Regions from separate parts of the Mus musculus genome. Here all the other regions are linked to region 1. The links are chromatin contacts, found by Hi-C or POLR2A ChIA-PET in ENCODE. All regions are on one chromosome and are shown on one strand. The core of a region is the stretch at or near the end of the contact, and the rest is flanking DNA. Distances in the headings are between cores, read along the strand shown. Region 1 has its middle 14 kb from the start of Adamtsl4. Region 2 holds the start of Mcl1 (myeloid cell leukemia sequence 1). Region 3 holds the start of Ecm1 (extracellular matrix protein 1).

Evidence for each region. Hi-C counts contacts between places; a loop is a spot of excess contacts on that map. ChIA-PET counts read pairs that join two places held with the same protein, here RNA polymerase II (POLR2A).
Region 2: POLR2A ChIA-PET joins it to region 1 with 11 read pairs in Patski. The contact joins the promoter of Mcl1 here to the enhancer-like site in region 1. A Hi-C loop is called at or near these places in 3 of 37 maps with a recorded cell type or tissue (all heart). POLR2A ChIA-PET finds 5 or more read pairs at or near these places in 4 of 5 experiments (Patski and embryonic stem cell).
Region 3: a loop to region 1 is called in a map of T-helper 1 cell, with 1.8 times the contacts of the local background. The contact joins the promoter of Ecm1 here to the enhancer-like site in region 1. A Hi-C loop is called at or near these places in 2 of 37 maps with a recorded cell type or tissue (T-helper 1 cell and v-Abl transformed pro-B cells). POLR2A ChIA-PET finds 5 or more read pairs at or near these places in 3 of 5 experiments (Patski and embryonic stem cell).

Annotation. Positions count from the first base shown.
Region 1 is chr3:95,700,861-95,703,628 of GRCm38, forward strand. No RefSeq gene overlaps it. Among named protein-coding and RNA genes, the nearest start is that of Adamtsl4, 14 kb to the left of the region's middle. Within about 2 kb of position 1,436, at least 1 of the 3 ENCODE cell types and tissues checked has a DNase peak (open chromatin) inside an H3K27ac peak, as active enhancers do; it is heart, where a contact is called at or near this core.
Region 2 is chr3:95,657,321-95,660,088 of GRCm38, forward strand. Mcl1 (myeloid cell leukemia sequence 1) reads left to right here and starts at 1,401. Exons shown (of 3, transcript NM_008562.3): 1 at 1,401-2,167; 2 at 2,441-2,688. The coding sequence starts at 1,537.
Region 3 is chr3:95,738,187-95,740,954 of GRCm38, forward strand. Ecm1 (extracellular matrix protein 1) reads right to left here and starts at 1,383. Exons shown (of 11, transcript NM_007899.3): 1 at 1,187-1,383; 2 at 53-115. The coding sequence starts at 1,256. It overlaps Tars2 (threonyl-tRNA synthetase 2, mitochondrial (putative)), which reads right to left. Exons shown (of 18, transcript NM_027931.3): 18 at 1,788-2,133. The coding sequence ends at 1,985.

The sequences.
Region 1 (2,768 bases), core at 186-2,685:
CAGTGAGTCCTTCACAGCAGGGGTGGGATTTATTATTTACTTGATTTTGTTTGCTTTTGAGATAGCCTCAGCTAGCTAGAAACTTCCTTAGTGGCCCAGACTGGCCTTCACCTCATGCAGCCCTTCTGTGTTGGGATTATAAGTATGAACCACCATATCCAGCTTCCCATTTTCTTTAAATTTTACCTTTCCCAGCCTGCTCTGTGTGGGTGTTTTTCTTGCTTCTATGCCTGTGTTCCATGAACCCCAAGAGGCCAGAAGTGGGGGTCAGATCTCCTAAAGTGGAGTTACAGACTTCTGAGCTGCTGTGTGGGTGCAGGGAATCAAACCCTGGTCCTCTGGAAGAGCGATGTTAGGCCCCCACCCTCAAGTCCCTAAAACGGCAGCACTCCTGACAGTGTCCCCAAATGACAATCTGGGCTCAGCTCAGGCTGGACTCAAAATAGAACAAGTTTGTCTGTGGATAAACAAAAGCTTACACTCAGCATTCTCCAGAAGCCTACAAAATGGCTTCTGACTGCCAGGTAGAGCCATTTCCCTAATCTTTCCCTACCAAATGGGGCAAATGTGGCAACTAGTTCCCTATTAACATAAACTGTAACACATATCAAAGCCCCTCTACCACTCTGAACCTCCATGCTGTTCTGGCTAGCTCCTCTCTTTATAACTGGCAAGGCTTTCCCTACCTTTTTGACCCTTGAGAGATAGCCTTGGCAGTTTGAATAAACTTTTCCTTTTCCACCCACAGGAGTGGTCTAATCACTGCGATTTCCCGTGCAAGCAAGTGCTCAGAATTGCTGAGCCATCTCTCTCTGTCCCATCTCATATCCCATCAGGGTATCTGATTTGCCACTTTGCCCCCCACCCCTTTTTTTTTCTTCAAGGTTTTATTGTGTACCCTGGCTGGCCTGGAACTCATTGTATAGACCAGGCTGGTCCTCCTGCCTCTGCAGTACTGGAATTGAAGGTAAATTGCCTTGTATTTTAAAGTAATTTACAGTTTAATCTTCGTTATCAGGACCTGTTCCCCAGATTTTGCCCTTGTTTAACATTTTACAAACGTTCGGATAGGTTTGGCTAACGTTGCACTCAGCAACTACCTGGTGAATCCACACAGGACCAACTGCATGGACTCTCAGCAGGGATAGAGAGAGATGCCTTAGCAGTTCTGAGCCCTCCAAGTCCTGTTGCTCCCCCCAGGTTGGCTCCGGGCCGTTCTGGGCCGTTCTGGGCCGTCCCGGGCGGCTCCAGGCGGCCCCTGGCTCAAACTGCAGAGGTCTGGCCTTCTAAAAGGAGCCTGGACTCCCTTTTCCCCCTCCCTCCCCAATCAGCATCTAACAAAAACTCTTTTGTGATTTTATGCCTGGGGGAGTCGACTGAGTCAACGGCTGATGTGATTCCCGCAGAGCTGAGTCCAAAGGTCTGCTCAGGGTTTCCTTCTCAGAGTCCAGAACCCCGCCCTAGGCCCCGCCCCGAATCTCCGCGCCCTGCTCCGTTTTGCCGGGAAGACCCGGAGCTGGGCTTCTACTGCCCCTGCATGGTGGTAGCATTGTGGTCTAGGGAATCAGAGGGTCACGTGAGACCAAATGAGTAATCTAAGGCTGGGTACTGTGAGCTTGGGGAGACTCGGGGACTGTCGAGAAGGCAAGACTGTGAAAACCAGGAGGCTGTGGGCCCTGGAAGATGGCACGTGGTCTCCTGAAGTACCCCTGGTACAGTAAAACAAGATTCCTACAATGTTATGGATAACCTTTTGTTCTTATGGACATCCTAGAAAGGATACTTTGTTTTGGAAAATAACAACTTCCTTACTGCCAAGTCCCTCATCCCAACCCTATAAACCATTTCAGCCAGCTCCCTCTACCCTCTGTAGACCCCTCAATTTCCCGTGGGAGAGAGGCTGCCTCTTGCTAAGTGCACTAATAAATATAGTGTGTCTTAGCGGTTGAAAGTCAGGCCCCTGTCTTTTCTGCCTCCTGTCCTTTTAAGCTGCTTTAGAAATATCACAGTTGCTGGGCAGTGGTGGCGCACGCCTTTAATCCCAGTACATGGGAGGCAGAGGCAGGCAGATTTCTGAGTTCGAGGCCAACCTGGTCTACAGAGTGAGTTCCAGGACAGCCAGGGATACACAGAGAAAACCTCTTTCGAAAAACAGAAAAACAAAACAAAACAAACAAACAAAAAAAAACAAAAACAAAAAAAGAAAGAAAGAAAGAAAGAAAAGAAATATCACAGTTCCAATAAGTCTTTGTAGACCTGACAGGTTTCCCGGGCTGCAGGTTGCTGAACAGAGTTGTAATAATTTTTAGGATTTTTTTTTTTTTTTTTGCATTTGGACATTCAAGCTTTTTGTTTACTGATATAGGTTAATCACCTGTATCAATAGACTTCACGTTATTTTCATACACAAATATAATGAATTTGACTATATTCCCCCCAATGCCTCCTTGTCCTAATTTACTTTCTGTTCCTATGACGAAGACTATGACCAAAGCAAGGGAGAGAAAGGGTTTACATCATACAGGTTACAGTCCACCATTGATGGCCATCAGAGCAAAGTCAAGGCAGAAACCTGGAAGCGAGCCATGAAGCAGAGGCCTTGAGAAACACTTGCTACGCAGTGCTTAAGGTGACCTTGAGTTACTGCTCCTCACCCCTGCATCTCTTAAATCTTGGGGCTACAGTTGCCACTGTGGGGATGTGACAGGCAGCCCTAACTGCAAGGGACTGTGGTTTCCCCTGCTCAGAAGTGAACTGCTCTATCCCAG
Region 2 (2,768 bases), core at 151-2,650, 44 kb before region 1:
ACTGTTCATCACTGAAGGACATCAGGACAGGAACTCAAACGGGGCAGGAACCTAGAGGCAGAGGCCATGGGCAGGAGCTGCTAACTGGCTTGTTTCCCATGGCTTGCTCAGCCTGTTTTCTTACAGAACCCAGGACCGCCAGTCCATGGAATTCCAGCTTGTGTCAAGTTGATATTAAGTCTAACCAGTCCACCAAAGATCTTCACCGTTTTATATGGTGCTGGGGATCAACCCAGGACTTCTACAAGGGTAGGCAAATTCTCTACCAACTGAGTTACTCCCGTAACCATCCTTTGTTCATTTTAGACAGCAGGCTCATCATGTAGCCAAAAATGAGTTTTAAATTGAGTCTCTTGCCTCTGCCTCCCCAGGCCTGGGCAAGCTCTTCTGCCAATTGAGCTATAGGCCTAGCCACCATAAATGGCTCATATTTTAGACTTTTACTGTTTGGGGATAGGGTAGGGAGCTAGGCTCTTCTGGCAGCCAGAGGTCAACTCTGGAAAGTGGTCTCACTCCTTCATTGTTAGGTGGGTTCTGTGTATTGAACTCAGGTCTTTAGGGCTGGGTTTCAGGAGCCTTTCACCAGTTGAATCTTTCACAGGCTCCACATAAATAACCCCTTAATAGCTGTCCATGAAAAGTCATTTTGGCCAGGCAGTGTGGGGCACGCCTTTAATTCCAGCACTCGGGAGGCAGAGGCAGGAGGATTTCTGAGTTTGAGGCCAGCCTGATCTACAGAGTGAGTTCCAGTGCAGCCAGGGCTACACAGAGAAACCCTGTCTCGAAAAACAAAAAAACAAAAACAAAAAACAAAAAACAAAAAAAACCGGAACGGAAAGTCATTTTGGAACACAGGGAGTGAGGGCTCACAGTAGAAAAATGACAGAGCAGGACTCCCCCTAACTTTTAAGCAAATCAATGGTTAATATTCCTTTGTGTATGAGACTGGAGATGCCCTCCCTGGTTTGCTCTTCCAGGGTTTAACTCCCAGCACCCACCTGGAGGCAGGCACACAACCACAAATACACACAAACAAAAAAGTGTTTAAGACTGGTATGTTATAAAAACACAGCAGGTAGTGCAACGAGAAAGGCTAAGGCAGGACTGCCTAACGTTAGGACCAGCCTGGGCTATGCAGAGTTCCAGGGCAGCTTGAAATTCAAAAACCGACACAGATCAGCAGGCGTTCCCGAGCAGGAACCATTCCCCGGGAAGCCAAGCACTTGGCCAGCCGGGCTGAGAGTTGTACCGGACAAAAAAGCACAATCCGTCCGCGAGCCAAGGCCAGGTACCGCGCTCCGCCAACCGTAGCCGCGGAAGCCGCGAGAGCGCTCCGGCCGGAAGAGGCGCGGAGTGGCCGGGCCAGCCCTCCGGAAACGCCCGCCCCTTTCCCCTTTTACGGGAAGTCCTCGCCTGCGTCAGCACGGCCCTAAGGCGGCGGCAGGGAACGGCCTTCCTCACTCCTGACTTCCGCCTGCCTCCGGTCTGGAGTCGCGGCCTTCCCCGCTCCTTCCCCTCAGCCTGCGGCGTCCGACCATGTTTGGCCTGCGGAGAAACGCGGTCATCGGCTTGAACCTGTACTGCGGCGGCGCCAGCCTCGGCGCGGGCGGCGGTTCTCCGGCAGGGGCGCGCCTGGTGGCCGAGGAGGCCAAGGCGCGGCGCGAGGGGGGAGGGGAGGCCGCCCTGCTGCCCGGCGCGCGGGTGGTCGCCCGGCCGCCGCCCGTGGGCGCCGAGGACCCCGACGTCACCGCGTCGGCCGAAAGGCGGCTGCATAAGTCGCCCGGCCTCCTCGCCGTGCCGCCCGAGGAGATGGCCGCGTCGGCCGCCGCCGCCATCGTGTCTCCGGAGGAGGAACTGGACGGCTGCGAGCCGGAGGCCATCGGCAAGCGCCCGGCCGTGCTGCCCCTCCTGGAGCGCGTGAGCGAGGCGGCCAAGAGCTCCGGGGCCGACGGCTCTCTGCCCTCCACGCCGCCGCCGCCCGAGGAGGAAGAGGACGACCTATACCGCCAGTCGCTGGAGATCATCTCGCGCTACTTGCGGGAGCAGGCGACCGGCTCCAAGGACTCGAAGCCTCTGGGCGAGGCGGGCGCGGCGGGCCGGAGAGCGCTGGAGACCCTGCGGCGCGTGGGCGACGGCGTGCAGCGCAACCACGAGACGGCCTTCCAGGGTAAGCGGCGCCCGGGCCGGGCCGGGCCGTGCGGGAAGAGGGAAGAGCCGGAGCCTGGCTCTGCAACCAGAATTTTCTGGCTGTGAGTCATTGTTTCCGCCCATCTGGCTGTTGGGTTCAAAGACCGGAAAGGGTGGGATGTCACTGTCGGCGTGGGGTCTGCCTGACTGCTCTAGAGCCGGGAGAGCACGGTCCCCTCGTCGTGGGTGGGCAGAAGGGTAGTGCCCCGCTGCAGACAAAGGAGGCCATGAGGTTTCTTGCTTTTCTTCTCAGGCATGCTCCGGAAACTGGACATTAAAAACGAAGGCGATGTTAAATCTTTTTCTCGAGTAATGGTCCATGTTTTCAAAGATGGCGTAACAAACTGGGGCAGGATTGTGACTCTTATTTCTTTCGGTGCCTTTGTGGCCAAACACTTAAAGAGCGTAAACCAAGAAAGCTTCATCGAACCATTAGCAGAAACTATCACAGATGTTCTTGTAAGGACGAAACGGGACTGGCTTGTCAAACAAAGAGGCTGGGTAAGTTCGTCTTGTGATATAAAGGGACCGTGGAGTGGAAATGGGGTGCAGGATTTTGTGAAGGAGAAGGCACCTAGAGG
Region 3 (2,768 bases), core at 133-2,632, 37 kb after region 1:
GCTGTCCTGAGCACCCGTCTTCATCCGATCTGGTTAGTTCTGAGGCTCTCACCTTCATGGAGGTGCTGGAAGAGGCGCTCTGGCGTCATCTCTCGCTGGTCTGAAGCCTTGAAGGCTAGAGGAAGGAAAGACAAAAGTCAGGCAGTTTTGAGGCGTCCTTTCCTGGTCCTGGACAGAGGATGGGGAGGCTGTGGAGGCCGAGACTGTGGAAAGCCCGCTGTGGGGGAGCCACCTGTCACACACCTCCCCTCTGAGTGGCTGGGTTCTGAGTTGGGGTCTAAAAGAATGTGGCTGGGAATGGAGGTCTGATTTCCTGTCAGTATCTCCCTTGGATGGGGCTTGTGGCTGCCGTCCCCTCCAATGCGCTGATGTTCCAGGATCCACCTCTCTTCAAACTTCTTCCTATAGGCCTTTAAAAATACTTTTGGCCTTTGGGTGGGACGGTTAGCCAAATGTTTAAGTGCCTTCCCCTTCAATCTCAGCTTATTTTAGGTTTCTTAAACAAGAAAAATATTATTTGTGTATGTGTGGAGGGGGCCAGTGTGTCACCGTGGTGATGTGTATAGGTCAGAGGACAACTTGTGGGAGTCATTTCTCCCCTTCCATGTGGGTTACTGGGACGGAATACAGGTCACCAGGCTGGCAAAGCACCTTCACATCTGGAGCTGAACCGAAGGCACAAACCTAGGAACCAGGACAGCAGCGAGGTGGAGCTGTCTCAGACACGGCTATCTATAGAAGGATCTAAGTCTCTGTCCTGTCCAGAGTTGGTATTTCCTTTTGTTCAGACTTCAAAGCAGTGCGTGTGTGTAATAGGGGGTGAATGTGGGTGAACTCTAACTCGTCCTCTGACCAGAGTGAGCCAGTCTAGGCTCCCTGGCTCGGTAGGCTGAGTTTTAGCAGCCCGAGGGCTTCTTTTCCTCCTCACCTGCCTCCTCGTCCCTCCTCACGTGTTCTGACAGGAGGATCCTCACCCTGTAAACTCACCTGTCTTGTGTCTATTTGACTCTAATTTTTGTGTTTCTTAGCAACTACCTCTAGCTATTCTGCTCCTGTTCCAGCCTCCATGGTTAAAGGTTCAGCCCCACTTCACAGTGACATGTTCATATAAAGGAAGCCAATCACCCAACTGCTGAGCTCTTTGGAGCCAGACTCTTAAGCAACTGCTGACCCCACCCCGACTCACCTCCCTCAGAGGCAGCAGAAGCAAGAGCCAAGCAGGCCAAGATCAAGGCTGCTCTGGATACGGTCCCCATCCTGGGGCAAGAACTGGTCACTGGTCACCCAGAAGCTGGTTGTCACAGGCAGATCTAGACTTGAAGGGGTTGGGCCACTTGCTGCAAGCCTGCTCCCCTGGCTGTTGCTACTGCCGTTGTGAACTTCAAGGCCTGCTGTCTGTCTCTCTTTATATGCTATCTCCCGCCCCCCTGTTTCCTGCCATGACTCAGTCCCTGCTGCTCCTCCTCTTACAGCCACTCCTCCCAGACTCCTGGAGCCTCCTTAGCCTGGGAAGAATGGAGGTGATGGAAGGGAGCACTCCTGGATCCCCTCCAAACTGATGCAGAGGATCATGGAGCAAGTTGTCATCTGGACCCTTAATTTGTGCCTCAGTTTCCCATCTGCATACTGTCCTTTATAAAGAATGGATCTGACACTCTCCTGAGTGGGAGTGGGAGGAGAATGGCTGCCTGAGGCAGTGCCCTTGCTGGTCAGAGGCCTCAGTATCCCTTTGCCTCAGGTCTGGGAAAGAGGGAGTAAAGCATTCGGACTCAGATGAAGGCACAGCCTTGGCTTCAAGTATATTTTTATTCTCCTTCTATCCAGTCAGTACAGCATTCCTTTCTGTGGGGAGCCCCCACACCATGTCTATTTTCAGAGAGCAGTTCTGAGGCCTCGGGGACATGCGGGGCTGCCAGCTGGGTTACTGTCCCGTGGAAAGGGACGGACGGCTCTCATGAGTCTGTACATCACCAATGGACATGACTCAGAACACTTCTTCTGCATTGGGGACCCTGGCGTTCTGTAACTCCAGCAGTCTCTGCACGGACTCGGCCAGGTCTCGCTCCCCGAGCTGCCGGTTATCTCGCGTGCGTACGTTCACTGTCCTTTGACTCTGCTCTCTCTGGCCAACCACTGCAGGAAGAGGAAAGATTTGCAAACCCAAGCAAAAGTCACCCTATGGGTTGTTTCCTTTTGCTTTGCAGAAACTTCAAACTCCTGAATCTTTAGGAAAGGTAGGAGCAGAGCCTAGCCGTGGCTGAAGCCCATGCTTAGCTCGCCTGCCCTGCTGCTGACTGTCCACTCTGATGAGATAAGGAAGTGGGCCGGGCTTTACTCCCCTCTCCCTGCAGGTCAGGAGCCCAGGGCTGGGAGATACAGAGTCAGTTAGACAGAGACAAACATGGAGAGCTACACAAAAAGAAAAACTGTATGTGTGTGACCTGGGGGGAGGGGTACGGTACAGGAAGGGGAAACAGCAGGGCGGGGCTTGCTCTCAGTGCTGCCAAGGCAACGGGCATGCGTGATGCCCCAGTCAGGCGGTCTGGCTAGGAGTTTCTGCTTCTTGCTTCCAGAGGCCCAAGAGTCAGGAGCAACTTCCTTCCCTAAGACCTTTCTTGTCCCCTAGAGCTGCCTCCACCCACACAACAATAAACAAGGCAATTAATTAATGCCTTTATTGGTTTTGGTGCTGGGACCTAACTCATTGGAGGCCAGTGCTCCACCACAGAGCACTACAGCTTCTGGTTCACTGATAATCTTGCTACATA